2 separate regions of the Homo sapiens genome follow, and region 1 is linked to region 2. A link is an interaction called in ENCODE POLR2A ChIA-PET data of the cell type or tissue named here. Cell type or tissue: IMR-90. All regions are shown on one strand. Links, peaks and the distances in the headings refer to the core of each region. The heading gives the core; the rest is flanking DNA.

The links. Peaks named below come from ENCODE experiments on the same cell type or tissue, not always from the same donor. Only the 100,000 strongest peaks of a DNase experiment are listed, where the experiment ranks them.
Region 1: POLR2A ChIA-PET joins it to region 2 with 5 read pairs; 2 of 35 experiments call an interaction of 5 or more read pairs at or near these places.

Annotation. Positions count from the first base shown.
Region 1 is chr4:17,267,184-17,283,170 of GRCh38, forward strand. LOC107986219 (a long non-coding RNA gene) reads right to left here and starts at 9,798. Exons shown (of 3, transcript XR_001741498.1): 1 at 9,138-9,798; 2 at 8,892-8,992; 3 at 6,638-6,680. In IMR-90, for the core only: no CTCF peak of the experiment used is centred there; no DNase peak of the experiment used is centred there.
Region 2 is chr4:17,131,982-17,147,968 of GRCh38, forward strand. No RefSeq gene overlaps it. Among named protein-coding and RNA genes, the nearest start is that of LINC02493, 46 kb to the right of the region's middle. In IMR-90, for the core only: no CTCF peak of the experiment used is centred there; a DNase peak (open chromatin) is centred at 10,490; H3K27ac peaks cover 363 bases.

The DNA of each region.
Region 1 (15,987 bases), core at 7,750-11,749, 130 kb after region 2:
CCCGTCAATTACCAACTATGTGCACTTGGATGAGTAATTAACCTCTATGTCCCTAGTTTTCCTCATCTATAAAATGGGGCCATAACATCTAACTCAAATATTTGTCATGAGGTCTAAACTAAACAACTGTGGTCACCAGAACTCCTGGCTTGTGGCAGGCACTGAATTATTATTCTTACTAATTTGTTATTGCTATTAAAGAAAAGCCCCTCCAAAAGGTACTTAAAACCCTCTATGACCTACTCCCCTCATTGTTCCTCATATCTAACGTGTCTCTGCCTGCCTGTCCCCTACCCACAATAATCACATAAATATGAAATGCGTTTTTATTCTTTAAGCTTTTGTTTACACTGGTCTTGGATTGCCTTTCCCATTTCTTCACCTATTAAAAAAAAGTTTCTAAAACAAGTATCTAGGCTTAGCTCCAGTACCACCTTCCAGAAAAGTCTTCTGCAATCTCTCCACCAGATTCAACCATTTTAAACTACCCACGCACGTTTTTTTTACCTCTAGTGAGCAATTTATTCTTTACATTTTTTTCATTATTTATTTATCCATCCATCTCCCTTAAGGGCTAGAACCTCTTTGACTCATGTCTGCACTCCCCACAGTATCTAATCAAATGTATGGAAGGGAGGAAAGAGAAGAGAGGTGGTGAGAAGAAAAAGGGACAGTCCAGAGCTAGTTCAGTAGAGGGTAAGATGGGAGAGCATCTGGGAGAGGTCAGGGAGGAGTTCTGGTTGACCAGGGCTGTTGAATCATCAGTACCCTGGGCATCATGCAACAGGATGAAATGTTCAGGTCCTGATTTCCCATGTGGGCCCCAATTAGCCAAGTGACTTTTATCAAGCTGATTTACCTCTCTGGGCCTCAGTATTCTTCTTTGTAAAATGAAGGTAGTGCACTATGTCTCAAGGAACTCTTCCAACACTGAATTCCATGCTTCTCTCTGCCCCACCTCCAGACACCTTGCCATTACCCCTAAGACTGCAATGACCACGCTGTGGTGTCACTGCCTGCCTCCTCCATCAAACTCTGAACCCCTCTAGAAGTACCATGCACTGAGTCTCATTAGCAACTGCCTCCTTTGCCCTTAGCACGAGACCTGGAACTGTTTTCCCCAAATGAATGAATAAATACATGGCCCGAAAGAATGGAGAGTTCTGAAAACTCCAGAGCAGAAGTGTGGGTTCAGGTAGAGCTGGGAATTTTAGTGGCTTCTGAGGTCAGAGTGAGATGTGATCAGGCCCCTCCATACGTCCTAGTCTGCCTGCGACAGTTCCAGTTATTGCTTGTTGTCCCAGTGTAATTATTACAGTCTCCCCTTTGACTCCCATGTGTCCTCTTTGGACAATAAATTAAATGATCACCATGGAAATGAGGGTGCCTTGTGCTTTAAGTACTGACCATGTACCAGATGCTTCAATCAGCTCTTTCCTTACATGATCTTTACTAATTCACCCCAAACCCTTAATATAGGTATTATTATCCCCACTTTACAGACAAAAAAAACTGAGTCTCAGAAAGTTCATATGAATGACCAAAGACCTCAGAGCCATTAATAAATAGAGGACTGACTGAATTCAAAGTCCCACTCTTTCTACTGGACCATGTGGTTGGATCACGGGGGTAGTGGGAACCAGGAAAGGTCATGGTTCTCTGGGCTCAGGGTCAGATTTCTCTCACTCTTACCTCCCTTGTTACATTCTCTCAATTCCTCATTTTTCTTTGCTGGGTCCTGTCTCCTCTCCAAACCCCAGAATGGCCACAGTGGGCATTTCTCTCCTCTTTCCATCACCTTTCCTTTGCTACTTCCAGAAGTAAGTCTGTAAGAGAGGACTGTGCTTTGTAACTCAAACTCTTTGAGCAGAGTGCATAGCAGGAGTTGACCTTCACAGTGCCAGGGAGGGTCATGCCCAGCGGACTCAGAGGCATACACTGTGGCTTCATGAGACTGCTGTCATGGAGAAGGATGTAGGCTTTTTGAGTCTGCCTGTCTGGGTTTGAGTCTACATCAGCCACCTTCAACTATTTGATGTTGGGATAATTGTTTCATCCCTCACAACCTCTGTTTCTTCATCTGTAGCTGTCCATTGCCTCTGATTGTCACAAGAAGACTTGTTCTCACCAGTTCCTGGTTGAGAGGAACAGTGAAGACTAGGGCTTGGGATTTTACATGTCCTGATGGAAACTCTGCCTCTCCGTAACCTAGATACTGTGGGCAAATCCCTATTTCATCCCCCTAAGCCTCCAAGGCATCACCTAGATAGAACCTAAAATTCCTCCCACCTATGTCCCTCCTCACTCCACACCTACTACCCACTGCAGTCCTCTCAGTCCTGAATTTAAAGCAATAGCCTCCCATTCTGCCCCTTTCCCTTCCTTCCACCAATTTATTCTCCACTCTGATTCCAGATGGATTTCTTTTAAAGTGAAAATCTATTCATATCACTTGCCTACTTAAAATTCTTCAATCGTTTCCTCTTGCCCTCAGAATCAAGTTCAACCTCCTCCTCAGAGAGAATTACATGGCCAGGGCACCATCCTGCCCTCTCCCCCTCGTTTCTTACTCTCTAGCCACAGTGAACTTCTCTTGGTTCTGTTAAGAGGCCATATTCCCTCCCACTGCCAGGCTCTCATGATGCTTTTCTCTGTTTCTAGAATGTTCTTCTCCCCTGCCCATTCCCCACTCCACTCACTCACCCACACCTCATCTAGTTAACTCTTCCTTGTCATGTGAATCTCAGTCTGAACCTTGCTTTAAAGGAAATAAGCCTTTCCTTTCCCCACCTGCCAACCTAGTTCACTCATTTACAGGTGTCAGAGCCCCTTGTACTTCTTCCCTTTTAAAATTCAGTCCACTCAAAGTGACTTAGTCAGTGGCTGTCTTCACTACTAGTCTGTAAGCCCCACAGGAGCCCAGAGCACATCTGACTTGCATCCCACTATATCCCTACACGCTGGTGAATCAGAAGCAAGCCAGAAATGTCACATATTCATTCACTCACTCATTCATTTGTGCATTAATTCTTTCCATTGTAGTGGGTGGGCATTTCTTTTTTTCATCACCTTTTCTCTGCGACTTCCAGAGATTAATCTGTAGAAGAGGACTGTGTTTTGTAATTCACAGAGGAGAAAGACTCACAAAATCTTTGAGCATAATACATTGCAGGCGTCTTTGCAGTATAAGAGGTTAAGTGTCTTTTAGATCGTCTGCCCTGATGCCTGACCCCGGTATGGACCCCTTCCCTTTCCTCTCCTCTAATCTCAAGTTGTGAAGCTCCTCGCTCTGTCTGAAAACCCATCCCAGCAGTGGGATCAGGTAGAGCAGCGAATGACTGACAAATGAAATTTAAGATAAGACACTGAGAGAAGAAGAAGTTTGAAGAAAGAAGCAACAGGATCAAAAATGGCCAAGAGGTGGGTGTGGCATAAGAGAAAAAAAGGGAGCCGGGCACGGTGGCTCACTCCTGTAATCCCAGCACTTTGAGAGGCTGAGGTGGGTGGATCACTTGAGGTCAGGAGTTTGAGACCAGCCTGGCCAACACGGTAAAATCCCATCTCTACTAAAAATATAAAATTAGCTGGGTGTGGTGTCACATGCCTGTAATCCCAGCTACTGGAGAGACTGAGGCAGGAGAATTGCTCAAAACTGGGAGGCAAAAGTTGCAGTGAGCCAAGATCATGCCACTGCACTTCAGCCTAGGTGACAAAGCTAGACTCTATCTCAAAAAAAGAAAAAAAGAGAGAGAGAGAGAGGGAGAAAGGGAGAAATTATGAATGCATCCTGAGAGACTAAGACTAAACTGTCCCACCTAAAATTGGACTAGATAAGCCATCTGAACTTCTAACACCCTGTGGATTCTGGATGATGGAAGCATTTCTTGCTGAAGCCTAAAATAAAGAACTGATCAAATGCTTGCTAAAGTTCCCTGTAAATGCTTATAAATTGTTTATCTTTTTGTGTGAATCCTTTTTCAGCAAACACTGATGGCTATCCACTGGAAGCCATTTCTTCCTTCTTCATTAGGAATAGAATCAAAGCTGGGGTACAGTCAGCTTCAATTATGCCTACATTTCCCCGGCTCCCTTACAACTAGCCATGCATACTAAGTGTATGGTTAGGTTAGATCAACAGGAAGTGAGTGGCAATGAAATGTGCAACTTCTGTGCCATCTCCAGGTTGCTTGCCCAGGAGATCCTCTATATCCCTTCACATGAGGTGCATCTCAGAGGGACCATATAGACAGGACAATGCTCTAAGGAATGGTAGAGTCATAAGACGAAAAGACGGGAACTTGGCCCACGAATGGCCATATGAATCTGAGCCAGCACATCAGCCTCAATTGCTCACTTTGGGAATGTTACATGAGGATGAATAAGCTTCTATCTCCCTTAAGTCAAGGTATTTTGGGGTATCTTCATTATAGCGGGTTAGCCTCTACCCAGATTCATAGAGGGTGTTTCTTTCCAGGTCAGAAGGTATAGAGCTGGGTTTTCAATGATTGGATTTGTGAAACAACAAAGAGCTTCCAGAATGTATGTTGTTTCTTAACAGCATATAGCAATTCTAATGGTACTCCCTTGGGACTTATTTGGCCAAGCAAAGCAAAGCACATTAAATATCATGCACGTTGAATTGAGATGCATTTTGAGGTTCCTATGAAAATATATGCAAATCTTTTATCTATTTTCTATATAGCTCAGTTGGTATGCAAATGCTATTTAAGGTTCAGCTCAATACTGCCTCCCTGAAGAAGGCTTCCCTGAACTCTTCCTGCAGATCCAGTCAGTCTACCCTTTCTTAGGTGTCCCATGTCATTGTACCAGTAAATCTTCTCTACCCAGAGGAGGATCTGTGTGCAATTTCTCTCTTCAATCAAGTTGTAAGCTGCATCACTGCTTTGCATCATCACTTATTTACTTAATAAACATCTATTATGTACCAAGTACCGTGCTGGGTGCTGGGGACAGAGAGTTGAATGAGACACAGTAATGGTCCGCAGAGTCTGATGGATGGAAAGAGACATGTAGATGAAAAATGACCATTTTTTTTTTATTGCCACGTGTAGTGTGGCATGTGCTACTGCAGTATCATGAATCTGGGTAGGCAGCTCCAGAGCTTGGTCTCTCAACTACCATGCTCTCTGATGATCCCCAAATGCTTATCTCTAGGACAGGCTTATCTCCTGACGGTCAGCCGACTGCAACCCCGCTGGGATGATGACACACTCTGACACTTGGGTTTTATCTTTGGGCTTCCCCACAGTCACCACGAACTGCCCTAGGTCCAAACTCACCAGATTGTTCACATTAAATATGTGCAGTTCATTGTATGTCAATTATACCCAAAAAAGATTTTAAAAAAAACTCCCCAGAAATGAAACTGAACAGAGGGCCACTAAAGAGTGCATGGACTTGTCTCTGTCCCAGAGAACTCTAACTGTGCATCAGGAAGTTTTACACGTGGCTGGTTTATAGTGGGCTTGATTTGAGCCTCTGTGGGTATACCTAGAATCTCTGCTATTTGGGCCTCTTCCTTTAGTCTGATTAAGATTTTTAAATAAGAGACTTTCTTGTGAAATGTCTTTGATCTAAAAGCAAATTTTTAAATTGCAGGGTCAGAGAAAACCGAAGTCCCAAGAAAGGAAATCAAACCTACAAATTTAATTAAAATGTAACAAAGAAAGCAACTGATTATGAAGGTCGTGAAGACAATGGGGCCTAGTTATATAATTGTTTTATCTATTTTCTTATTTACAAAGCCATTTTGCCAAATACAGGTTTTAAGGCAGGATCTGGGTATCTGTAAGTGAATCTAGCACAGGCAATAGCATATGGTAGGGGCTCAGCAAATGTTTGCTGAATCCAGATTGATTTCTCATAAGACCCCACTCCTCTCCCTCTTATCCAACTGTAATACATCCTGTATAGTTTGAGCTAAAGGCTCAGGCTTAGCCTGAGGCTGCAGAGAGAACAAGGTCAAGGTTAATTAGGAACAGCCAAAATTCCTCTAATGACAGGATTTGGGACTTTTAAGGACAAGCTCTTAGAGTTCATATGCTCCAAAGTTTTACTCAGTGGAAGAAGGAACAGGAGCCTGTAAGGAAACCCAAACTCTTGCACAATGTTTTGGGCAGAGCTGGGTGGGGAGGGAGATAAATCTAATCAGTAAGAAAATCCAAGGTTTTTTTCAGAACTTGAGTTACATTCCAAAGGGTAGAATATTTACTTGGATTTTAAGATAAGAGCAAATCAGGGAGTAACACTACAAGTGAAGTTTTAATCAGATGCATTGTATTAGACTGAATAAAGAAAATGTAGTACGATACACCACGGAATCCTATGCAGCCATAAAAAGAATGAAATAATGTCCTTTGCAGCAACATGGATGCAGCTAGAGGCCATTATTCTAAGCAAATCAACACAAGAACAAAGAACTAAATGTTGCATGTTTTCCCTTATAAGTGGGAGTTAAACATGGGATACTCATGGACATAAAGATGGGAACAATAAACACCGGGTATTAATAGAGGGGGAAGAGAGGAAGAGAGACAAGGGCTGAAAAACTACCTGTTGGGTAGTATGCTCACTACTTGGGTGACAGGTTCATTCATACCTCAAACCTCAGCATCTCACAGCGTACCCAGGTAAAAAAGCTGCACATGTACTCCATGAATCTAAAATAAAAGTTGAAATTATAAAAATAAAATTTTAAAAATTTAAAATGCAACATGCATCCTGCCTCCTAGTTCTGCATTCCCTTCTCCCACTGGTTTGGCTGCAAAGGAACACAGGACATTGACAATAATCACTCGGACAACTAGCAGGGAGATTTGTCCTGGAAGCAGCTAGGACATGGGCTGCAGAGAAACTGATCCTATCCAGCTAAGATGACTCATTGGATCAATAGCATCATTAACAGGAGTCCCCTGAAGGAAAGTGCCCACCACAAAGCTGACTCCTACTCTATCTCAGATGGTCCTATGTGCACATGTAAAAGAGTCAGATCCAAGGCCAGGTGTGGTGGCTCACGCCTGTAATGCCAGCACTTTGAGAGGCCAAGGCAGGCAGATCACTTGAGCCCAGGAGTTTGAGACCAGCCTAGGCAACATGGTGAGACCTCATCTCTACAAAAAATACAAAAATTAGTGGGGTATGGTGGCATGTGCATATAGTCCCAGCTACTCAGGAGGCTGAGGTGGGAGGATCTCTTGAGCCCAGGAGCACTGAGGCTGCAGTGAGCCGTGATCATGCCACTGCACTCCAGCCTGGGTGACACAGAGCAAAACCCTGTCTCAAAACAAAAAAAAAAAAAGGGCCAGGAAAGGAGAAGAGGGGATAGCCCAGACTGGGTGAGAGGAAGGGTAAGGCCAAGAAGCAACCAGCAAACTGCATGTGGGAGCTAGTACCTAAGCCTTGAAAAAGGACTCTCAGGGCTGTAAGCTAAAGGGAGAGTCCAGACTCTGCCTGCAATAGTGCCCCTGTGATCATCAGCTCTAACCCTATGATAACAACGGCTACCATGTATTGTGTCCCCAGCACTGAGGAGAAGGTGAGAGCCAGCGTAGTCTTGGGGGTGTGAGGGTGGCACTAGGAACAGCTGTGTCCTGGAGAAGTGTAACTTATGAGATAGGACGAGGCGGCAGAGGTAAGCTGTTTTGCACTCTAAGTAGTTTGGACTTTCTCCTAGGACAGTGGGGAGCCATGGCCAGATTCAAAGCATGGTAGTTCCCAGGGTTTAGGTGACTTATCTGGAGGCTGTGTAGAGAACAGGTTAGCACAGCGGCTCTCCAAGCACTGTCCCCAATCAGCAGCATCAGCGACACCGGAAGACTTGTTAGAAATGCACATTCTCAGGCCTCATCTCAGACCAAATGAATCAGAATCTGGGTGGGAGCTTAGAATCTGTGTTTTAATGAGTTTGAGAAGCATCGAGTTAGACACCAGCATAACTGAGAGCACACCAGTTAGGACGCTGCTACTGGTGGCTCTAGAGAATGCTGAGAGAACATGCATGGGGGCAGTGGCAGTCCCTGCGAGGGGAGGATGTGAGTAGCATAAAGAGGCCAGAGGAGCAAGCCTTGGTGACACTCATGAGACAGAAGAAGAGGCCCAAGGAAATTTTACAGATTCCTGGTTAGAAAGAAGTACCATTTGCCAAGAAAGGACACACAGGAAGTGGGGGAGAAGGAGAAACGAGTTAGTGGGGGACAACTGTGCAGGGGTCCTCCCCATCTTTTCCTTCCCTCCCTCCAGCTCACCAGGCCCTCAATCAGCTTCATCCCTGGGCAGTTCTAGAGGACCAGAGGGGAGCATGAAGATGGGATCCAATTCAGGATTATGGTCATCCCAGGAGGTCTGCTGTCAACTACTCTCTAGACAAGCCAGTCCTAGAGATAAACATCTGCGAATCGCCAGTTACTGGTTAGAGCACGGTGGTGAAGAGACCAAGCTCTGGAGCTGCCTGCATGGTGTTAAATAAAATTTATAGGTGGCCATTGATTGGGACTGAGCTCCTCCTGCAGTAGGCCCCCAAAGACCAAATCAAAATGGAGTCATTCATGCTAAAGTTCCACATCACCAAGCCATAATTAAGTTGTTTATATGACCTTCTGAAGAATTAGAAGAGGGAGAAATAGATAACAGCATATCCCCAAACAGGCCAGTTTAAACCTGATTAATAAGGAGGTCCCCTCCACTTTAACCTTTACAAGGAAAGGACTTTGAAACGACCAATTCACTTTCTGTTCCTTGTGTCTACTTTCTTCAGCCTTTTCCTGTCTATAAATACTCACTCCCCACGTTGCAGATCAGAGATCTCCTCTTCTGCTTCTGTGGGTTGCCTGATTCATGAATCATTCTTCACTCACATAAACTCTTAAACTTACCTTGTCTAAAGTTTTTCTTGTATCACTGGTCTCATGCTTTCTGTGCTATGATTTACTTGCTGTGTGACCTTGTGCAAGTTGCTCAGCCTCCATTTCCTCGTCTGTAAAATGGGAAGGGTAATAATAGGATACACATTTTAGGATGATTGTGAGAACAAAATGAGTTAGTACCTGCAAAGCATTTAGAACAGTTCCGGCAATGCTGTATTCATGCCAATGTTTTGCTATTATTATTGTCATTATTACCATTTTTATAACCCATGGAAGTGAAGAGATTTGAGAAATCAACCAGGTCCTCTGAGATGGGAGGTCTAAAGGGCTCCTTTGCTCTGCTTCTATTGTAGTGGCTTGAATTCCAGTCCTGACTGCTGGGACGCATGCTTCTCTCTTCCTTCCAGGCCACTGTTCTTCCTTCCAACCTCCTCTCTGCTTATGCCTCCTCCTCATCATTGCTCTTCTCAGCTTTAATCAGTCGATACCACATTAGCTCTCAGGACATATTCAGTGCCTGGCCAGGCTGGAAAACAAATTTTCAAGAGGGGTAAGAGATCTTTAATCCATACATTTGTTGAACATCTAATGGGCACTGAGGCCTGGGAGATGGAGTCCCTGGCCTCCAGGAGCACTCTGGCTGAAGGGCAGCAAGGAGGGTGCAGAGCCACAGCAAGAGGCCCGAAGTAATAAGCTTTTCTCCCTCACTAGAACCTCCCACCCCCAATCCACTTAACAATTTGTGTTCTCACTCTGGAATCATCAAAGCATAAGAAATCTGCTATTGGAACAGGAAATGCCAAGATAGCACAAGCTCTTTTTTTTTTTTTTTTTTTTTTTCCCCAAATGTCCCATCTTTTCTAATCTGGGCTTTTGAAGCAGAGCCCCTTGGCAGGGGGAGAGAAAGCACAATCCAAGCTCGGAACAGGCAGCGCTCCTGGAGAATGATGGGAAACAGCAGATACCAGCCCACACCCGGAGCAACTCGGGGCAGAGCCGAAGCCTGGGCCTCGGCAGCTGGGACTGATTCAACTTCCTGGTTTTAGCTGTGGTCAGCTGGATAGATGGATAGACTCAAATAGAATCCCAGAATGGGTTTTGAGAATGAAATAGAAAGAGAAAGGCCCTGGGGAACAGAAAGAAATCCCCAGAAATACAAAAGTTGGGGAGAGAGAAGGAGAAACATTGAGAGGAGGAGAAAAAGAGACCAAAACTGGAAAAGCTTCAAAGGAAGAAGGACCTAGGAGAGCGGCAAATGATGGAGAGATCTCATAACTTCTTTTCCAGCCGGTCCAAAGGAGCAGAGAAATTTGATCATGAAAACTGGAAGAAGCAGCTCAGAGAAGGGTCAGCAGAAGATAGCGTATCTGGTGACCCCGCCTTAGGCTTGGAATTACATGATGATTCCCCCAAACATAGCGCAGAGGTGAAGTGACCCACTGATTAGGAAAAATGTGTTCTGTCATCTCTGCAGGGCAAATGGCTTTATATTTTTTTCTTTTTCCAGTCTCTGAAAAAGGATCTCTTCTCCCCCACCATTCCCATCATCCTCACAAGTCTCGTTCACTGCACAGAAAGGCTGTTTTTACTGAGTCACATCTGGGCAAGCCAGAGTCTTTAACGGTATCTCATAATGGCACCAGCTTTTTATGTGTGAGAAATAATGAAACACCTTATTGGTGAAACAAATATCAAAGTGCAAAAGCATTGCTCATGCAGAAAAAAACAGAGGAAAATTGCTTCCTTCTGCATCCAACCCATAAGCACAAGTCCCTTCCAAATTGAGGTGTTTGTGTGTGTGTGTGTGTGTGTCTTTTTTGTTAGTGTGTCTTTTTTGTTTCTGTTTAGAGTTTAATAAAATCCTAAGACAGTTGTTGCATTTCAAGAGGAACATACGGTCCTGTTATTAATGCAGAGTCACTAGTGATTATATCCTCAGACCTTCAAAAGGGACCCTCAGCCTTCATTCCACTCATCTGGAAAGATAAAGTGTTCTATCAAAAAAGTAATAAGTGCACAATATAGGAAAAAAAAAACGAAGAAAAAAGGAACCAATCCTAGTTCTACAACTCAAACAAAATTATTTATATCTTATTATAATTCTTCCCAGTCTTTTTTGTTCCTATATAGCGACTCTTCCATATTAAATTTCCTTTCTTAAAAAATCGGTAATCATAGTAGAGCTCCTTGGAATTTTTTAAAAGGGAGACATGATGGACATATGGAATTCTTGGCTTCCCAGCATCTATGTCACCTTCCTTTGGTAATTGTGGCCATATTCTCCTTTGGGTATTACTTTTCCAGTGATGTACCTGATGGGAATGTCACCTGGAATGTCCTGTGTTCCCCTAACCCTGGGGAGGGCATCTGACTCACATGAGGCCACTCAGATACTTCTATGCTTGGATGTGCACCTTGAATAAAGTGACAGAAAGAGATGAAAATAAAAAGATTTTAAGCTTATAAACCCAGTGCAATTGCCATGTAAGACTATTGCATTGTTCTTGCCACCTTTATACCCCTCCCCCTCCAGAAATGCCTTGGTTCCTAAGCCTGGTTCTCCAAACTTTAGTTAATTCTGTGAACTCTCTCATGCTCTTTCAGGAAGCTTTATTTTTGCTTAAGGCAAAAAGGGTCCATTTCTGTCACTTGCAACCAAAGAATCCCAATGAAAATGTGGCTAAAATGAGGATACGGATCATAAGAGATGCTGTATTATCTGAACAAAATAATAAGAGAATACATTCTGGAAAACATTGTTTAATTACTTGTAGGACAACATATAATCAGTTGAGACTCCCAGAAATGTCGTAAAACACAAGATAGTACTAACGTCTCATTAGATTTGGCACTGTTGATGAGAACATGAGTCCTAGAACCAGAAGGCCTGACTTAAATCCTTATTTTAACACGTACTAGCCTAGCCAGGTGACCTCAAGCAGGTTGCTGAACCTCCCTGTGCCACAGTGTCCTCATCTAAAGAAGATGAAATAAGAGAGCAAATTTCAGGGGTTACATGATAAATACATGCAATGGCTTAAAACAGAAATCATTCAGTGTAATGCTAGTTCTTATAAGAATTTGCTTTTCAGTGTCAGAATGATTGAAACCAATCACAATCTTCTAGTTGGATTCTGTTTCTTTCACTTAATTTGGCAATCTTTCCCTTCTAATGGGAATAGTAGGTTTCATTTAATGTACTATTGAGATAGTTGTGGTTAATTTTACCATCTTCTTGTTTAATATTTCTTTTGGATTCCTGACTTCTTTGGGAGATATTAAATGTCCCATCTCCTTCTCCTTATAGAGAGGTAGATAGATAGATAGATAGATAGATAGATAGATAGATAGATAGAAAGAAAGAAAATAATAGGTCAATAGATAGTAAATTATAGGTAGATAGGTAGGTAGGGAAGCAAGCAGGTAGATAGATGATACATAGGTAGATAAATAGGTAGAAAATAATAGATAGATAGACAGACAGACAGACAGACACAATGTGAGCCCATTCTCATGCTGCTGATAAAGATATGCCCAAGACTAGGTAATTTATAAAGAAAAAGAGGTTTAATTGACTCAGTTTCACATGGCTGGGGAGGACTGACAATCATGGTGGAAGGCAAAAGGCATGTCTCACATGGTGATGGACAGAGAGAGAGCTTGTGCAGGGAAAGTCCCCTTATAAAACCATCAGAGCTTGTGAGATTTATCCACTATCATGAGAACAGCACAGGAAAGACCCATGATTCAATTACCTCCCACCAGGTCCCTCCCATGACAGGTGGCAATTGTGGGAGCTACAGTTCAAGATGAAATTTGGGTGGGGACACAGCCAAACTATATTACTATATGATGCATACGTAGATATATAAGTAGGTAGGTAGGTAGATGATAGATAGATAGATAGATAGATAGATAGATAGATAGATAGATAGATAGATAGATAAAATTGCCATTCTTTCAGTGATTACTCTAAAGACTACAATATACATCCTTAACTTTAATTAAGGTCTAACATAAATTAGCATTTTGCCAGTGAGCCATGTGAGGAACTTAGAATCTTCTGATGCTTGACTCCTTTTATTCCCATCCCACCTTATATGTGATTATTAGTGTACATGTGAGGCTCCCTTAACATTTTCCTGCTCCAGGGAGAATTCGGTTTTGCTTCTGTCAGGTAGCTAGGCTGAAAAACCAATCAGAGATTTTCAGAGATTTAGATGATTTGAAGCCAGGCTTTGGTCTTTGTGAGGGCTGGTTTATTTCCAGGCTTTTACTCCTAGGAAGGGTTTCTTACTAGAGTTTCTCAGCCTCAGCACTATTGACATTTTAGACCAGAAATTCCTTGTTATGGGGGAGCTGCCCTGCACACTGCAGGCCATTTAGCAGAATGCCCTACTTCTCCCCACTAGATGCCAGTAGCATACCCTCAATTGTGGCAGCCAAAAATGTTCCCAGACATTATCAAGTGTCCCTTGAAGGGGCAAAGGTGCCCCATTGAGAACCAGTGTCCCAGGGTGTAGCCCTACAGGATCCCAACCAAAAGTCCTCAGTCCCTGAGACTGTCAAAGCTGCACTTACCTCTCAGCCTCTTTGTTGCCACTTTGGAATGAGGGAAAAAGCTGTTCCCAATAGGGAGCTCACTTCTCTTGACTCCCTCCTCCCAGAGGCCTTAAACTTACACATTTTCCCTGCCTTGTGAACCTGGCCAGCACATTTACACAGGGGTGTGTGTGTCTGTGTGTGCGCATGTGTGTGTATGTGCGCGCGAGTGCGTGCATGCATGCGCATGTGTGTGTGTTTGCTTTTCTAGTTCTCAACAGAAACATTGATCTGAAATGACCTGGCTCATCATCTGAAATGACTAGCTCATCACTGCAGAACTCAAGAGTGACAGTCACTTGGAAGCAAAATCTTAAATAATTTCTTTTGAGTATAGATACAGCAGACTGAATGTTCTCTGCAAAGTTCTTGGGTGCAGGGTACAAAGAGGGAACATGTTAGAACTAATAATAGAACTGTTATTACAGGAGTTTTAGACTGAGTTATTCTTTGTTGTGGGCCATAGCCCTGTGCATTATAGGATGTTTAGTAGCATCCCTGGCCTCTGCTACACACAACAAAAATATCCATCCTTAGAGGAATTTACACTCTAGTTAGTGTACGAGTATATGCACATTTTAAAAGCCAAATTAAAAAGACTTCAGTTGAGCTACAAAGTATATATGCATCTCAAAAAAAAAAAGGCGTACAGTAGAAAACTATGGAAGGAGATGTTTATTACAAGCTAAATTCAACCCCCTACTTTTTATAAGCTGTGTGACCTTGACCAAGTCCAGGCTCAGGGTCTTCCGCAAAACAAGACTGTGGGATGAGAAGATCCACCACCACCGTCGCTTCCAGACCTGACAGACGAGAAGTCTATCAGAAAATAGGTTTGTGATCATTTAGAACACTAAATCCAGCCGAAGAGAAGCCACATGTTTATGAAAAATCAGTCATATCTGATTGACCTATTCCCATTTTGACTGATGTTTCTAATTGAGAAAGTAAAGGAAACTCATCAGATATGGGATAACTGGTTTCCAGACACATCTGATGAGATGCATCAAAATGTTCTGAGGAAATGGAGAAGTATGGGCTGGGCGAACAGACATCTTGGATGGTTTGTAACTAGTTGATTCCAGAAAGCAAAGAATTCTGATTGGCAGGTGGATATGGACGGATAAAGGCCATCTCTGATGTTACGGTCCCATAAAACAGCAGCCTCTTCAGGCCTGTTGCTCTGGATCAATGATTTGGATCCCAATCAAGAAAGCATTTCATCAAATGCATGGGTTTTTTCAAAGGTGAGATAACATAAAGGGAACTCTAGACCAGGCGCGGTGGCTCACACCTGTAATCCTAGCACTTTGGGAGACCAAGACAGATGGATCACTTGAGGTCAGAAGTTCAAGATCAGCCTGGCCAACATGGTGAAACCCCATCTCTACTAAAAATACAAAAAAAAAAGCCAGGCTTGGTGGCAGGCCCCTGTAATCCCAGCTACTTGGGAGGCTGAGGCAGGAGAATCGCTTGAACCCAGAAGGTGGAGGTTGTGATGAACTGAGATCACACCATTGCACTCCAGCCTGGGCAACAAGAGCAAAACTCCATCTCAAAAAAAAAAAAAAAAAAAAAGATAAAGGGAACTCTAAATCATGTTCCTGCCCACTGTCCTTCAAGCGTCGCCTCTCTCTGGTGCAGGAAGTACTACACAGGCTTTCTTCATTCTTGTCCACCTGAGTCAGTACACCCTAATGCCTGCTTCATCACTGCTGCCCGGTGGACCCTCTGGCTCCTGAGGCTCGTGCCCTCTCCCGGTCACTTCCCCATGCACAACACCCCTCTGCATTTATTCCCCAGAGTACCACCAACACAAGACAATCGTGTGCTGCAGATTTCTACTAAAGTTTTGCAGACAGCAGAAGGTATTTAGAGCATAAAGCAGAGAACAGCTTCAAACTAAAAATCAGATATCAAATCCCTAGAAATATATTCTCCACTCCCTGCCACAGAGAGTGCCCGATTGGCTTTGTTATTTCTCCTCTTGTCTAGCAGCATGCAAATTTCCTTGTGTTCTTTCATCTCTTCCTACCCTTGACTCCTGGGTTCTGACAACATTTTGTCTTGCCTGCCATAGATATTCAAACTTTGACCTTATTTTGCTGCACAAGTACATTCCAGACACTTATTGACCTCAACTTTGCCATCCAATGTACACCCAGGGTGGAGCAAGGAAGGGGAAGATAGGGGCTTGTCTTCTTCACCTAAAAGACCTACCAGGGAATGTTCCTACAAATTCATCCACCCAAAAGAAAAATATTGCCTTTTACATACAGGGGAATTTGAAGGTTCTTCTCTAAGCTGAGATTCTATGATTTTGTGGTTTTACTTTTTGTCTTTAAATGGCTAAGTGCTTAAGAAACAATGAGCACTAGTCCCCCACGGTCAAGGATGGGAGGACTAAGGCTCACAAGTTTTGAGGATCAAAGATTCCTAGAATACAGCGAGGATTGCCATGCATTTACAAAGCCCCTTCTTCCTTTGTGCATTCGAACAAACC
Region 2 (15,987 bases), core at 8,037-12,036:
CTACAGCCCCACCACTGCCCTCTCCAATTTTCCTTTGCTTTCTGTTTCTCCTTGTTGCTTATCACCATGTGACATGTTGGCCTGTTTATGTTTATTGTCTGTAAACTCATTGGTGTCACAGATGGACTCTATAATACTTGCTAAATGAATTGAATAATGGTTAGATTTATCTTTTTCTGCCCTATCAGCAGTTACTTTTCTTGGTCTTTTTAATCCACCTTCATTGGTACTGTTTTCAAGCCTTTTTGTATTTTCAATAATTAAATTTTCAGCAATGTCTCTTCCCTTCTTTAGTTTTTTAATTTTATTTTTTAGTTCTGTACTGAAAGCATGTTATTCTACCATTTTTCTTCCATAGGGCGGCAATGTCCCTCTGCATCGTGTTCTATTGCTTTAGTAGCTCATCTTTGAGCATTTGTTTTTATTGAATTCACACTCTCACCCAGTTGCTCAATAACTAGAAACACATGGGGAATTGCCTTTGGTTCCTTGGGTTATGTTTTCTTCTAGACTGAATTCTCTATGTTTTGGATGAAATTTTCTTTTTCTTTACTTTTTCTTGTGGTTTATTTCTATAGTTGTCACACTCTTTTTTTAAATTCTTTTCTTTTTTTCATCTTGCTCTTACTGACTAGTTCTTAAAAGTGCTTCTCTTTGTTCCAGTGTGACTTTTAAGACTAATAATTTCTTCCTCAACATGCATTTTTGAGGATAGCTACTATGTGTTCCTTTTGGTGTATCTTTTCAGGATGGTGATGGTTGGAGGAGAGGGTCAGGGAAGCTCAGCTGACCAAAGTGCAAGATTCTATTAGATGTGACACCCTTGGGATCCCTGGCGGCTCCTCTCTCTTCTGACACTGTGTTAAATGCCCTCTTCCAGTGTTTACTTACTTGGGGGGCCTGGGGGAATTAAGCTATTCCCAGCAGGGAGAGGACTGCCTCTGGCTTCATTGCTTTGATTCAGCATGGAGCCTCAGAGTCCTCACTGCATCAGAGCATATCACTCTTTGGGACCTCTTTGCCTTCCATTTGTCATTAGACTTGTCCTTGCAGCTTTTCTCACTGTTCCAATTATAAGAAGAAAAATACATTAAGTTTGCTTCTCTCCAGGTTTGGATGGTCTGTGTGAATATTCTTATAGAAGTTGCTAGGGCTGCCATAACAAAATACCACAGACTGGCTGGCTAAAATAACAGAAATGTATTGGTTAACATTTCTGGAGCCTGGAAGTTCAAGATCTCAAGGCCAGCAGGTTGGTTTCTCCTGAAGCCTCTCTTCTTAGCTTGCAGATGGCCGACTTCTTGCCATGTCCTCAGATGGCCTTTCTTCTGTGCTTATATCCCTGGAGTCTATTCATCCTCCTCTAAGGATACGAGTCTTAGTATATTAGGGATCTCACCCTAATAGCCTCATCTTAACCTAATCATCTCTTTAAATACCTTCTCTCCAAAAATAGTCACATTCTGAGGCACTGAGAGTTGGAGGGGGCTTCAACATATGAATGTGAAGGAAGAGGTTACAATTCAGCCTGTAACAATTCTCAACATGTAGTTGACTTCCTGGTTACCATGCCTGGGGTGAGAGCTCCTTTAGGGGCCTCCCCAAGGTCCTCCCTGCACCCAGCTGTGCTCCTGTGCTTCTCTTTTTATTCTCCTGGATTCACGTCATTGGGCCATGATTGAATTGCTTTGACTATCTGTTCATTTTGTTAGGAACCTATGGTGAGTGCAGAAGAAGACCGGGCATGGAGAGTTCTGATTCAACAGATTTGTTTTCTGTTATGAATCCACTTTGAGCACACTCTAAGGACCAGGCATAAGGTTGTTGTGCTAGGCTCTGGGCCACCACTTTAAGAGGGTAGCACATCCTGAGCCCTATTGCCCATACTTCCTGCCTGTCTTCTTCTCTCCCCAGCCTGATTATGACCTCCTGGGGGGAAATGGTCTCATCTTTCTTCCTCTGATCTGCCGCTGTCTAGCCCAGCTCTTTGCCTGAAGTTGGGGATATTCAATAAAAATCAATTAGAAAAAAGAAATGGACATGAGAACTCTAAAAGATACTGTCACTGTGTTATTTGTTCTTAGCCCCAAAGAAAGAAAGAAAAAAACCTGCCCAGTTTTCTTCTGATTTCAAAGAAGGGGTCAAGAAAAGAAAGACTCACATCTGGCCAAGTATTAACTATGAACATTTTGCATAATCAGTTAGAAACCCTTTGTTAGCAGGCCAGATGGTTGCTACACCCCAAAAGGAAATTAAGTACGTAGGCAGTGGCAGTTGACGGGAGAAATTAGAAATTCCTTTCTAAAGAGAAAGGACTTCATCTGGAGCGGGCTGGTAGGTGTGGTTAATAGTGGCCATTGGTTTCCAAGCAACCAAGCCCTTTCCCTTTCAGAAATATTTCAGCACCCAATCTTTAAAGGATTGCCATAGACACTGGAGGATGCACCCACCACCCATAATGCCTTTCAGAAGAACTGGAAAAGCCCAGACCAATAAAGATAGGCCAACCCAGCCTACCTGCTGCCACCGATATCCCCATCAATGGGATTACCCCTTGCACATTTGATCATGAGTCCTTTGCCTAGACAGGCTACAGTGTCCAAGATTCAGAACTCTGAAATTATTCTTGACACATAAAGGGTTTCTAAGGCAAATCCAGCATACTTTTCTGCCCATAATTCAGAGTGTACACTCATCACACTTTTTCAACCTTCAACATCCTGGATTATTGCAGCCACTCCCTGACTGATCTCCTGCTGCTAAGCCATTCTCCCTCCAGTCTATCCTGCTCATGCAGCTGGAGTCATCTTTGCAAAAGGAAATTCTATTCATTTCTGTCTCACAAGACCTTTTGTGATATGGCTTTTGCTTAAATCCCCAGCCCTTTCATTCTTCCATATGCAACCTTTGCTTAGGACAGATTATACTATTCATAGTCCCTTGGATACTAGGTGGTTTCCCATCTCTGTGACACAGGACATGCTTTTCCTTCTGCAAGTTACACCCTAACCTAAACTTCTAAAATTGCTCAATTCCTCTGGGAAATGTCTCCTCACTCTCTTTCTATGCCTACTCTACTTCATGTTTCCCCTCTTTGCTCCTACAGAACTCTGGGTTTACATCTGTCTTAACACTAAGAAAGATGTACTCTTATTTATCTGTGTTCCCAACTTGATGTCACTTTTCCCCACATTCTCCTTACCGAGCACAGGGTCTAGTACAAATTAGATGCTGAGTAACTCCATTGAATGAATGAGTAAATAATGAAGTAGTCAGTATGACTTGGCTCCTTCCTAAAGTTTCTCATATATGTTTCTGGGTTTTCTCTAGACTAGAATTCTGCTTTTATGAGAAGTCAGCTGAATGCTATGGAAAGGAGTATAGAGAGTGGCTTAAAAGTTTCAGGCAAGTTCACACCAAAACTTGCATTCTAACCTCCCTGAACCTGTGGTCTAGAAGGGACCTATCAGCAAGATGATAACCAAAAATGTCTAGAATCTGAGATTGTTCTAAAAAACCTAAGATATTACCTGAAATAATCTCTTATCTAATAGAAGAGTGGCCTCTTTATAAATGATTCCAGAGATGTGTTTTAACCGCCTTCCATATCCTTGAGCCCAGGACCCACTCAGGGGACCCATTCTGTTCTTCAGCATGTCTAATTAAAGTCTTAACAAAACAGTTTCTATCTTATTATAAAATCCAGTCAGTTTCTCTGCATTAGTCACAGTTCTTTGCAGGTGAGGTGCATATCTCCTTCCCAGTTGGCTGAAATCTGCTTCCATATGTCTTCCACATATTGGCTTGAACTTTGGCTTTTGTAGCAGCCCAAAGAGCATTCATTTCTTCCATGTTACTCTTAAAAGACTAGAAGGCTGAATTCATGTTCTCTCTTGGGCTGTTGTTCTTTAGGATGAATTCTTTGGGTTCCTTCAACTGCTCCTCATGAGATATAGCTTTCAGATATTTCCTCATTTTATCACCAGACTTTATATTTTTATCACAGGTATCCTGCCCAATCAACAAGAAATTACCAAACTCCAATTGTCAAGACTGTAAAGGTCTGAGATTTTACACTCATTGCAAGTTAACAACTTAACCTGCCAAAGTTTTATGGATGCTGGCAGAAGATACAAGACTCCTGGGTCACAAACAAGGACAAAACAGCCACAGCAATAGCTGAAATATCACCAATGTTTGTGCCAGCTCCCCAAGCCTCAATTCCCACAGAGAGATGTGAAGAGGACCAGGTAACACCTGCACAGTGGATTGCATTATAGACGAAGGGCACTGAGTTTAAGGAATTCCATCTATTATGAAGATTGGGCAACCCTGCCCAACCTTTCTCCTAAAGGGAGACATTATCTTTATCTTCCAAGGCTCTTTGCTGTGCAAACTTAAGCAAAAAGATAATTCAGAAAAGGTTTCCAATACCCCTACTCACAGGATGTGCAGAAGTGTGAGAGCTCCATGGAGAACACCAGCATTCAGGAGATGAAACAGTTCTTTGGCTATTAAGTGGACCATACAACAGAGACAAATTGGAAACAGCTCTGGTCTCTGGAAACAGTAGCATGAGCATCATCTTCAGGTTCATGGAGCAAAAAGACCACCTCAGAAAAGCTGTGGTCTTGAGTTATGGAGGCAGCAGACAGTGGGCTTATATCCACTCATTTATTATTTATGTGCGCTTCTCCTTCCTCTATTTAAGTGTCTATTTAGTAAAACAGGGGTCAGAAACCATGGGATGCCCTTGGGAGTGAATTCTGCGTCCCATGTGGCTAGTGGCACTTTTATTTATTGCTTTAATTATGCTTATTGTATCCAGCCCACAAGACCAAGCAAAGGGCATGTGTCCATGAAAAGTGAGTTTATTATGGAAATTGTTAGTGACTTTTTATGAACATAACAGTCTAGAGCTAGCTTAATCCTAGGCAGAACAGTCATGAAATATGACAACAGTTTTGTCAGAATTTTCAGGTCCATTCAGTTTTTTATACATCTGTGGATTTGAGAATAACTTGGGTTTTATTCATTGATTCATTCAACAAATGGATATTGAACTGTATCAGGTACTACGTGAAGTGCTAAAGATAGAGCAATGAAAAAGACAAAGCCCTTAACCACTCACATGGAGATTACATCCTAGTGTGGGAGACATAAAACTAACAGGTAATTACATAGAGAAATAATCTCAGGTAGAACGGGTCTGGAGAGTGATGCCAGCAAGATGGCAGGATAGGAGTTTCTAGTGCTTATCCAATTGCAGAAACATTAATTTGAATAACTATGCATGCATAAAAGCAACTTCATAAGAGTTAAGAAATCCAGGTGAGAGATTATATCATCCAAATGTAGCACAGAAATAAGAAAAACATTGAAGATGATAGGAAGGACAATTTCACATTACCCACTTCACCTCTTCCCTTCCCCAAGCTCACACAGCACAGTGTGGTGAGAGATGCCTTCCAAGTGGGGGAAGGAGAACAAAGTGAGCACCCAACTTCACTGTGGACCCAGCACCAGCCCTGCCAGTGACTCATGGTACCAAACTGACCACTGTGAACCAGGCTTCAGGCCCACCCCAGGGCCAAGCTGGCCCCTAAGGCCCCAAGCTCCAAGGCAATCCCTGCAGACCCGGGCACCAGTCTAGCCCCACCAACCCAGACTATAGGCCCACTCTAGCACCAGGCTGGCCACCATAGTGTGAGGTTCCTGGCCCACCCTATTGCCAGGCCATCCCCTACTGACCCAGACCCCCAAGCCAACCCCATGGACCCAGACAACAGACTGACCCTCAGATACCTAGCTTCCAGACCAGCCTCTGCAGACCTAAACTCTAGAACTATTCCAGTACCAGACCAGGCTTGGAATCCCCACATGCCAGAATGGCACCCACAGACCAATGCTCCAGGCCCACTCCAGTGGACCTCATCACTAGGTTGACCCCTGAGTACCCAGGGCTCTATGCCCACCCTCATGGACTCAGGCACTAAACCAGCTCACCTTAAGAAACATAACTGCAAGCCCACCCACAGACCCTGCCATCCAGCCCACCCAGAGTCTCTGGATGGGCTGGCTGGTGAAGGACTTTCGTTGCCAAAACTAGTCTGTAAAGATTGGAAGAGGTGCCTACTCCTTCTAACACAGAGATAACAATACAAGGCCATAAGGATCACAAATAATCAAGGAAACATGCCCCCACCAAAACTAACAAACAAACAAAAAATAAATAAATAAAGCACTGGTAACCAAACCTGAAGAAATGGAGATTACCTAACAAAGAATTAAATATGATCAACCTGAAGCTCAGTGAGCTATAGAGAACGCAGATATGCACCTATATGAAGTCAGAGAAACTATATATAAATAAAATGAGAAGTTTAACAAAGAGATAGAAACCATAAAAAAGAACCAAACGGAAATTCTGGAGTTGAAGAACACAATCACTGACCTGAAAATTTCCACAGAGAACTTCAACAGCCTAATAATATATTTGGCAGGGTGAATTAATGAATGAATGCATGAATATCCTAAGTTTACATATATTCTTTATCAGCAATAAGCATTTGAATACATTCCTCTGGCCCACTATAGCAGCTGCTATAATCATACTGAAAACATTTACTTCTAGTACTCTCAGAATATAATACAATAAATTGTTTTAAAGCTACAATGCATTAATCAACCAGATTTCAAAATTTCACACTGCTACTATCCTCTAATAATTTCAGAATCATTGGAAACAATCTTATTGTCTCCCCTTTTCTTCCTGGGCTCACAAATAGTGATACCAAGAATGATTTTGCATTTTATGGTCTGAAAACCCCACTTAACAGGAGTTAGCAGACCTTGAAATCCCTAAAGAAATATAACCCTTCCTTAGGTATAATTGGTCTTTACAGAGAACTCAAATCTTTGGTGTCTTTATAAGTGTTTAAAATAAAACTCAAAGTCCTTAGCCAATGTAGCTCACAGTAGAGTATGTTAAATAGTTGAATGGAATACTCCTGAGTTACTGCTGCTGGAACAATGTGTAATGTTTATTTTAATTTGGGTCTTCTCAGAAACAGAACTAGAGACAAGAATTTGAGTAAGACATTTATTTGGAATGTGCTGGGAACCCCAGTAGGGGACCAGGGGAAATCATACAAGGAAGAGAAGGCAGTTGATAAAGGGTGTGCTATTAAGCCAATTACCCTGGTGGGTGGCTAGAACTTCATCCCAGGGAAAACTCTGGGAAGTGATGCAAAACACACTCTTCACAAATATCCCCCTCAAAAAGTGAGGCACCTGGGGTATGTATACAGCCATACAAGTGTCATTGATTCAAGGTGGCTTAGGAATTGTTAATCTCCAAATACTTCATACTTGCCTCTTGCTCCTATAGGTACACTTAGAAGGAGAATGGTAAAGGTCCTAGACACAGAGATGCATACACTGGCAGGCAGGATGTATAGATAAGACACTGACAGTGTCTGCTGTAGGCACTTACTCAGCAAGTCTCTTTCTTGCCTCTGAACAATATGGAGGTCCATGTTAAGCTCACATCTCAATGAGCTCTCCTGCCTAACAAATAAGAACAAATGTTCACCCTCCTCAGCCTTACTTGATAGTGGACTCAGATAAGATCCAGCACTCAGGTTACTGTTGCAGGAAGTCAGGGACCCCAAATGGAGGGACCGGCTGGAGCCGTGGCAGAGGAACATAAATTGCCAAGATTTCATGGACATTTATCAGTTCCCAAATAAAACTTTTATAATTTCTTATGCTCGTCTTTACTTTAATGTCTTAATCCTGTTATCTTCATAAGCTGAGGATGTACATCACCTCAGGACCACTGTGATGATTGTGTTAACTGTACAAATTGATTGTAAAACATGTGTGTTTGAACCATATGAAATCAGTGCACCTTGAAAAAAAACAGAATAACAGCAATTTTTAGGGAACAAGGGAAGACAACCATAAGGTGTGACTCCCTGTGGGGTCAGGCAAAAAAAGCCATATTTTTCTTCTTGTAGAGAGCCTATAAACAGACGTGCAAGTGGGGAAGGTATCACTAAATTCTTTTCCTAGCAAGGAATATTGATATTAATACCCTGGGGAAGGAATGCTTTCCTGGGGGGAGGTCTATAAATGGCTGCTCTGGGAATGTCTGTCTTGTGCAGTTGAGATAAGGACTGAGATATGCCCTGGTCTCCTGCAGTACCCTCAGGCTTACTAGGGTGGGGAAAAACTCCACCCTGGTAAATTTGTGGTCAGAATGGTTCTCTGCTCTCGAATCCTGTTTTCTGTTGTTTAAGATGTTTATCAAGACAATATGTGCACCACTGAACATAGACCCTTATCAGTGGTTCTGCTTTTGCCCTTTGCCCTGTGATCTTTGTTAGACCCTTATTAGTAGTTCTGCTTTTTGTCCTTTAAGCATGTGATCTTTGTACCTACTCCCTGTTCTTACACCCCCTTCCCTTTTGAAACCCTTAATAAAAACTTGCTGGGCTGAGACTCAGGTGGGCATCACAGTACTACTGATATGTGATGTCACCCCCAGTGGCCCAGCTGTAAAATTTCTCTCCTTGTACTGTCTCTTTTTATTTCTCAGCCGGCCAACACTTATGGAAAATAGAAAGAACCTATGTTGAAATATTGGGGGTGGGTTCCCCTAATAGGTTACAAAGAGGGCAACAGCATGAAGCAAAAAAACAAAAGCCTTCTTCAGAGTTGGAAAAATAAGCAAACAAACAAAGAGTAGGCACTTATAATTTTACAGAGCATATCAAAGACAAGCAAAACTGAAATAAATAAATAAATAAACTGATGAAGACTGCTTAGCTAAGTGCAGTGGCTCATGCCTGTAATCTCAGCACTTTGAGAGGCCAAGGTGGGAGGACTGCTTCAGGTCAGGAGTTAGAGACCAGACTGAGTAACATAGTGAGACCCTATTTCTATCAAAAAAATAAATAAATAAATTAGCCAGGCATGGTGGCCCTTGCCTATAGTCCCAGCTACCCAGGAGGCTGAGGCTGGAGGGTCACTTGAGCCCAGGAATTCACATTTACAGTGAGTTATGATCATGCCACTGCACTTCAGCCTGGGTGACAGAGCAAAACCCTGTCTCAAAAAAAAAAAAAAAAAAAAGACACTGATTACAGTGAACAGTGATTAATCACTAGAAGTAATGACTGAGAAAAAAAAAATAAGTGGGACGAGGCAATATAGGGCATTCACCTGGAAATCAAATGGAAGGAGAAAAAGGCTGAGAATCCAGGCCTGGATAAGAGATGCTTTATTTGTCCAGCTGGATTTGGGTTATCTTTAGTTCCTTGCAGAAAAGGACCTGGATATTGATATTAGAACATCACTGTGTTCATGGCTGTTATAAGCATTTCTGTCTAATCACCTGTATAGTATCTCTTTCCAGAGTAAAGGATTAGTCTTGCTCAACTAATCCTTTTATCATCTTTAAAAAATCCTGGAGTAAAGAACCTATCAAGATATTGCTGTATTAAGATATCAAGCCTGGGAGGGCACTATTTGATTTTTGCTAGGTCAAAACTCTAGCACCCAGAAGGTACAAACCACGAAAGCACCTTTTAAATACACACACACACACACACACACACACACACACACACACACACACACGGATTTCTGCTGGGCATGCTGGCTGCATGTCACAAAATGTCTCCTGAACAGCAGGAATTTTAATTAAATCAGGGGAGATCTAATTTGGCCTAAATTGGCTTGCTACAAAAGGTGCTAAGGAGAACAAAAATTGTTCTGCAATATGGATGTTTGTGAAAGGGTTGGGCTGTATCCATTGACAATGGTAATGCAAAGTGATGTGGAAAATATGAAGCCCACTGAAGATGCTAGAAAGCCTGAGAATGCTAATCTGTGATAAGCTGATTACAGAAGAAAATATATTACATGCATGAACTCCTGGAACTAAATTCATCTGAAGGTACAACCAACATTGAAGGCTGATCTCTGGTAGCCCTCAAAGAAAATAAGGGAGAAAGATGAGGGAAAGAGAAGTATAAACCACTATTATTGTGTAGACTGGAATAGGAAGTGGAAGAGTATCACTGCTTGGACAGAGATAATGATAAGTATCATATTCCTTCATGCTTTCAAGAGAAGAAGACCTTTGATAGCAGGAATGAAAGAATGACCAAGCAGAACTGGACAGGTCTAACAAAAGAATAAGAGGGTGAGAAATGTGAGGACACCAGCAATAAAGTTGTTGAAGTTGCATGCCATGGGATTTAGACTGAATGAAGAAAGAAAAGTATTGGAAAGGGCATGGTGGGCCATGTGGCAGAGGAAGTTTGAAAGTACAGCAGTCTTGATGTGGTTAAAAATCAGAAGCATTGTAAGGAAGTGAGTAAGCTGAAAGGAGGGAAATTTAGGTCATTGTGGGGTATGGAAATTTACATTCTTTAGGTTTAGGATTCCTGGCAATAACCATGGGTGTAGGTGGTTGAAGGGGAGTAAGTGTAAGAATCATGGGAGTCACAGAGAAAAAGGAGCTTGGAGGTCTGGCTGTTGGGTGACTCATCTACATAGATGCTGCCCATGATAATTGAAGGAACTGGGGTGGAGACAAAAATAGCTATGCAATTGCCAAAGGCTTCAGTGTGCAAGAGGAAGAAGCCAAGAGTTAAGCAATTAAAGGCAATGAGAAGTAGTAAAGAGTGGTATAGATGAGTGTCATTAGCCTCAAAGGAAGAGGGCTTTTATGCCCACAAAGATGAAAGGGTAATGGTCCGGAAGCAGCTGGGAGAACTTCTCCCATGCTTAGGTCTCCATGAGATGTGAAGTCTGGGACAAAACCCAGGTCCAGCTGCTATTTAGGTAAAGTGATGTTCCCCAGTTGTGTTCTGTACAACGGTAGCTTGCCCAGATGTTACAGATGAACAACCAAATAATGTAAAATAAAGGTTTCATGATTATATGCATTTAAGAAATATTGCACAGTAAACCTTCTTCTGGAAGCATCATAATACAAACTAAAATATTAGAGCAATACTGTGCAGTAGAATCATATTTTACCATAATCTTTTCATCTATACTTGACTACTAAAGCATTGCTCTGGGGGGATACCTAGTAACACCACAACATAGGTATCCTGTAGAGAATGGGGAAAGCTAAGTTAACATAAGAAAAAAAAAAAGAGGCTTCCATAAAAGGTAAAGAGGTTGAAGATAGAGAGGTATAGTGTGGGGTCTAGAGGAGCCTGGCTGGTTTTAAATCCCTGATCAGGTACTTCCCAGCTCTATAACCTTGTGAAAACTGCCTCAGTTTACTTATCTGTAGAAGAAGGAGGAGGAGGAGGATAAGAACACATGTCATAGGGTGGTGATAAGGATGAAGTTAATTGACACAGGAATGCCTAGAAAAACACCAGGTACATGATATGTGCCCCACAAATGAAAGCTGTTATTATTGCAGAATTTATTTGCAATGGAAAGAGAGTTCTAGATGACAAACTGTTTTCCAAGCACTCAGAGTTGCTAGAAAGAGCAATCCCGGCTCCAAAGGAAGGGAGTAGGTGAGGTAACTCTCAGATGAACCTGAATCGGGAAGAAATGTGGATACCAGGGGCAGTTTTTTGAGAAACATGATTAAACATCCCAATTGTGTTTGTACAGTCTAGGAGCTTGCAGTTTAACCATTTCATACCCACCATTGTATGGGCTACCTAAGACAAGATGAACACTTTCTAGTGTGTTTATTATTTAACTTTCCTCTGGTGTAAACTTTCATTCATTTCCTTTGCCCATGTACATATCAAGGTCTTAAATGACTTTTCATCCAAATGTAAATGTAGGTAGTTCTTTCCACCCTCTCTTTCTGCCCCTTTCTCTTTACATGACTGTAAGAGCTGCTTCCATTCACACCAGTTGTGTTAATGATCTTCTCATTTCAAATATTAATCACTTCATTTTTTAAGGATAGTGTGTGAGAAATACAGAGATCTTTCTGATCACAGAATCTGTCTTTAGGTCTTGCAACTATTTTCTTCCTTTCACTTAATATCTTTTCAAATTACTAACCCAAGACTTCAGTCCCCTCTTTTTAGCTGACAGTTTTGAATCAGGAATATTGTACCGTGTCTACGTCTCCGAAATCTAATAAGACAGAACATGCTTTTCCTGCTCTGTGGAAACGAAGGAAAGCAACTGGAGAATGCTCTAGGCCACCGTCAATGAGCCCTAACCCTTTTCAGACATCTACCATACCCCACCCCTCTCCAGGAGATGCCAGAGATATTAGCTGATTATTCAGGGCCCAGCCTGAAAAAGCGTGGTGAACCAGATGGGATAGAAAAAGCAAATCCAAATCCTCAAAAAAATTCCTTGCTGGTACCTTATACCCATGCAAAACTTTACTAGTCACAAAACCCTGTCATGTTCATCATCTTCCCCTTGGATAATCAAATAATTCTGCCCCAATGGGCAATTCTAGGCTGGCCAGGCAACACTTATTTTTGGTATTTCTGTAAATATCAAAATATCTGAAATGGAATTATTCATACCTCAAAAAATACACAGGGAATTATACACTGTGTGAAGATAGCTCATCAAAAAGGTGTTCTTGTTTATTTGGCAATCTGACCTTTAACAACTTCCAAGGCAACTTATTATAGCATTAATTGCCTTTTATTTAACTATATTGAAGTAGAGCATCATTCCTTATGTTTATTAGCCATCTATACTTCCTCTGAGGTACTCAATATGGGCCTTTTTAGAATGGGCCCATTCTAGAGGAAAACCACAATGAGAAGAGAAGGAGGGTGAGATAGAGGATCAGGGAAGGAGAGAGGAAGAAAAGGAAGGTTTACAGGCTGTAGAACAGAAAAGATAAATTTCCTCAACCATCATAAGATTCATGGCTGACACCCCTGTAAAAAAAGGCAGAGCAACAAGAGAAAAGCACAACACATGTATTTAATATAAGTTTTACATGACATGGGAACCTTCACAATGAAGACCCAAAGACTCAGGAAAAACTGGATTATTTTTATAAACTGTCATACAGAAGTATGATGGGAGGACAAAGGTATAATGTAATGTTAATAACCTGGGGGGAACTTAGCAAGGCCCATTTGTTCAGATTCTGCTTGGCCTCTCTATGTGACATTCACTCCCTGCTGGTGTAGGGCAGGACACCTGTCAGATGAGTCTCCAGAAAAGAAAGGACAGTAAAAGTCCGAGAGCAACTGTGATCGTTAATATTGAGTGTCAACTTGACTGGATTGACGGAAGCAAAGTATTGCTGTTCCTGGGTGTACCTGTGAGGGTGTTGTCAAAGGAGATTAACATTTCAGTCCATAGACTGGGAGAGGCAGACCCATTCTCAATCTGGCAGGCACCATCTAATCAGCTGCCAGCACGGCTAGGATAAAAGCAGGCAGAGAAACGTGGAAGGACCAGACTGGCTGAGTCTTCTGGCCTATATCTTTCTCCCATACTGGATGCTTCCTGCCCTCAAACATCTGACTCCAACTTCTTCAGCTTTTGGACTCTCGGACATTTGACCACAGACCGAAGGCTGCACTGTTGGCTTCCCTGCCTTTGAAGTTTTGGGACTCAGACTGGCTTCCGTGCTCCTCAGCTTGCAGGCGGCCTACTGTGGGACTTCACCTTGTGATCATGTGCGTCAATACTCCTTAATAAACTCCCCTTCATATATACATCTAGCCTATTAGTTCTGTCCCTCTAGAGAACCCTGACTAATACGGCAACCTTCCTGCTTCTGTGGTTTCCTCAGTTTCCTTCAGATTAAAATCCTTAGCAGACCAAGGTGCCAAATTTGGGGTTATCATGTTTTGAGCTCCAACAAGGTCAGATCCCACACTTCTAGTGAAGACTTCCCCAATCTACTTCTCTCCCCTTTATTACATCTAAGGTCAAATTAGCTCTTTGGGGCCTATACCTCCTCTCAAGGATAATGTGCTTAAAAATCTAAATCCCCTTTGTCAGTTTTTCTTAGAAGACCCTTGGTCCTAGATCCTGGATCTCTCTGATATCTCATGATATTTGAGGACAAAAAGTACAAAACAGTGGAGACGTTGTTTCCCTTTAAAACATAAAACAGCAGTATTAATGCCAGTTTTTCCGTATTGTCTGTTTACCTCCACTTTGTAAACAAGTGTATTTTGAGAATGAGCTGGTTGAAGGTCACCAGGTTGAAAGTGACACAACCAAGATCTTTGCTAAGGTTTTCAGAAGGACTCAAAGCCAGTTCTTTTGACTCCTAGACTCCTGTAGCAATGTGGGCATGGGACACAGAGACTAGAAGTGAGGCATTCTGGGTTCCCCTCCCAATTTTAGCCACAGCAGCACAGTTCTGATGTTGAATATCTATTGGGGTTCTATAATATCTTATTGCCAAAAGGGTACCATTGCTGAAATAGAACTTTGGAAACCATAGCACTACACTAGGCTAGGAAGATGAGAGTAACAAATTCTACCTCTCCAGAAAGTTATGATCAAGAGAAAGCAATTGTCATTATCATCATCAAAATCGGAATATATTTGAGCTCTTCCTCTTTTAGGGCATTATATTTTTCCAGCTGCTAGAGACAAAACGGCTTTAAGACATGGCCTCATTACTTAGGAGCTAATAACTTAGTTGATAATGAGGACATTTCTAAAATGTTAAGATGTGCACTAAAAACTGGTATTTCCCAAAACAGTAATGTCCACCCAGAGTTCACTGGAAGAAGAGATCCTCCTAAAAGTTACAGTTCAAAGATGGGCTCTCTAGGATTTCAAAAATGGAAATAGTCTACAAGTATTATCCAGGGCAAATTAGAGACTGTCAATCATATGCAAAAGCACACTGGGGATCTCTGACTAATGACCCAGGAAGAGGAAGGATGTTTTAATAATATCCATCTTTATTATGCTAAGTGTTGTATATGAACTGCCTTATTTGATCCTTACCTAAACTCAGTGGTACAGGTATTATTTTTCTCATTTGGAATAAAAGGAAACTGATGTTTAGAGGGTAAAGTGCACAAATCAAACATCAGCACTTCTCAAACCTAAATGTGCTTCAGAATTAAATACCTATGGATCTTGCTAAATGATAGATTCAATTCAATAGGTCTGGAGTGAGGCCAATATTCCCTATTTCTAACAAGCTCCCAAGGGGATGCCAAAGCTTCTGTGGCCCAGATTATTCTTTGAGTAGCCAGGTTCTACACTATCATGCTTCTTACTGTGCCATTCCAGAATGAACTGGAGCTCCTGGCATATGGGCATTGAGGAGGGGAAGGGTAGGCAGGGGATACTGGGGGCAAGGGTGATAAAGAATAATGCAGAACTGAAGGGATCTTTGGAAGATGATTTTTAGATACAGAGATAGAGTAGATAATGAAAATTTAAGATGAATATGAAAATTCTGAGTAGAAGACATTCATTTGTTTTGTCAAGAAATATTTATTGAGCATCTGTGATGTGCCAGGTCCTATGTGATGCGCTGGGGCTACAACTCTTCAGGTGGCTTAAACTTTAATGAGAAACGAGTAGACAGCCAATTAGGATAAACATGGGAGTGGGAGAAAGAAATGAGATGCTATGGGGTTCACAGTAGAAGCAACCCCCTAGGACTGCAGAGTCAGAAAAGACTTCCCAGAAAAGTGATGTCTATGTGAAAACCTAACTTTGAATTAGAGGTAGCAAAATGAAGGTGGCAGGGTGGGAGGGAGGATTTTTCTGACCAAGGGAAGAAAACTCATGAATGCCAGGAGGTAAGCAAACCATGGCCCTGGAGGAACGGAGGAACATTTAGGATGGCTGGAGTCCAGAGGTCAATGGAGAATCCCCAAGAAGGAAGTAGAGCAGAAAATAGAGAGGATTCATTCTTAGAAGCATGACCCACACACAGCAGCCAAACCAGTAAGCAAAGATGGGGCAAGAAGGAGGGATGTTGCTTATTCTTTCCCTCTCAGCTGTTTGGCCAACAGAAGATTG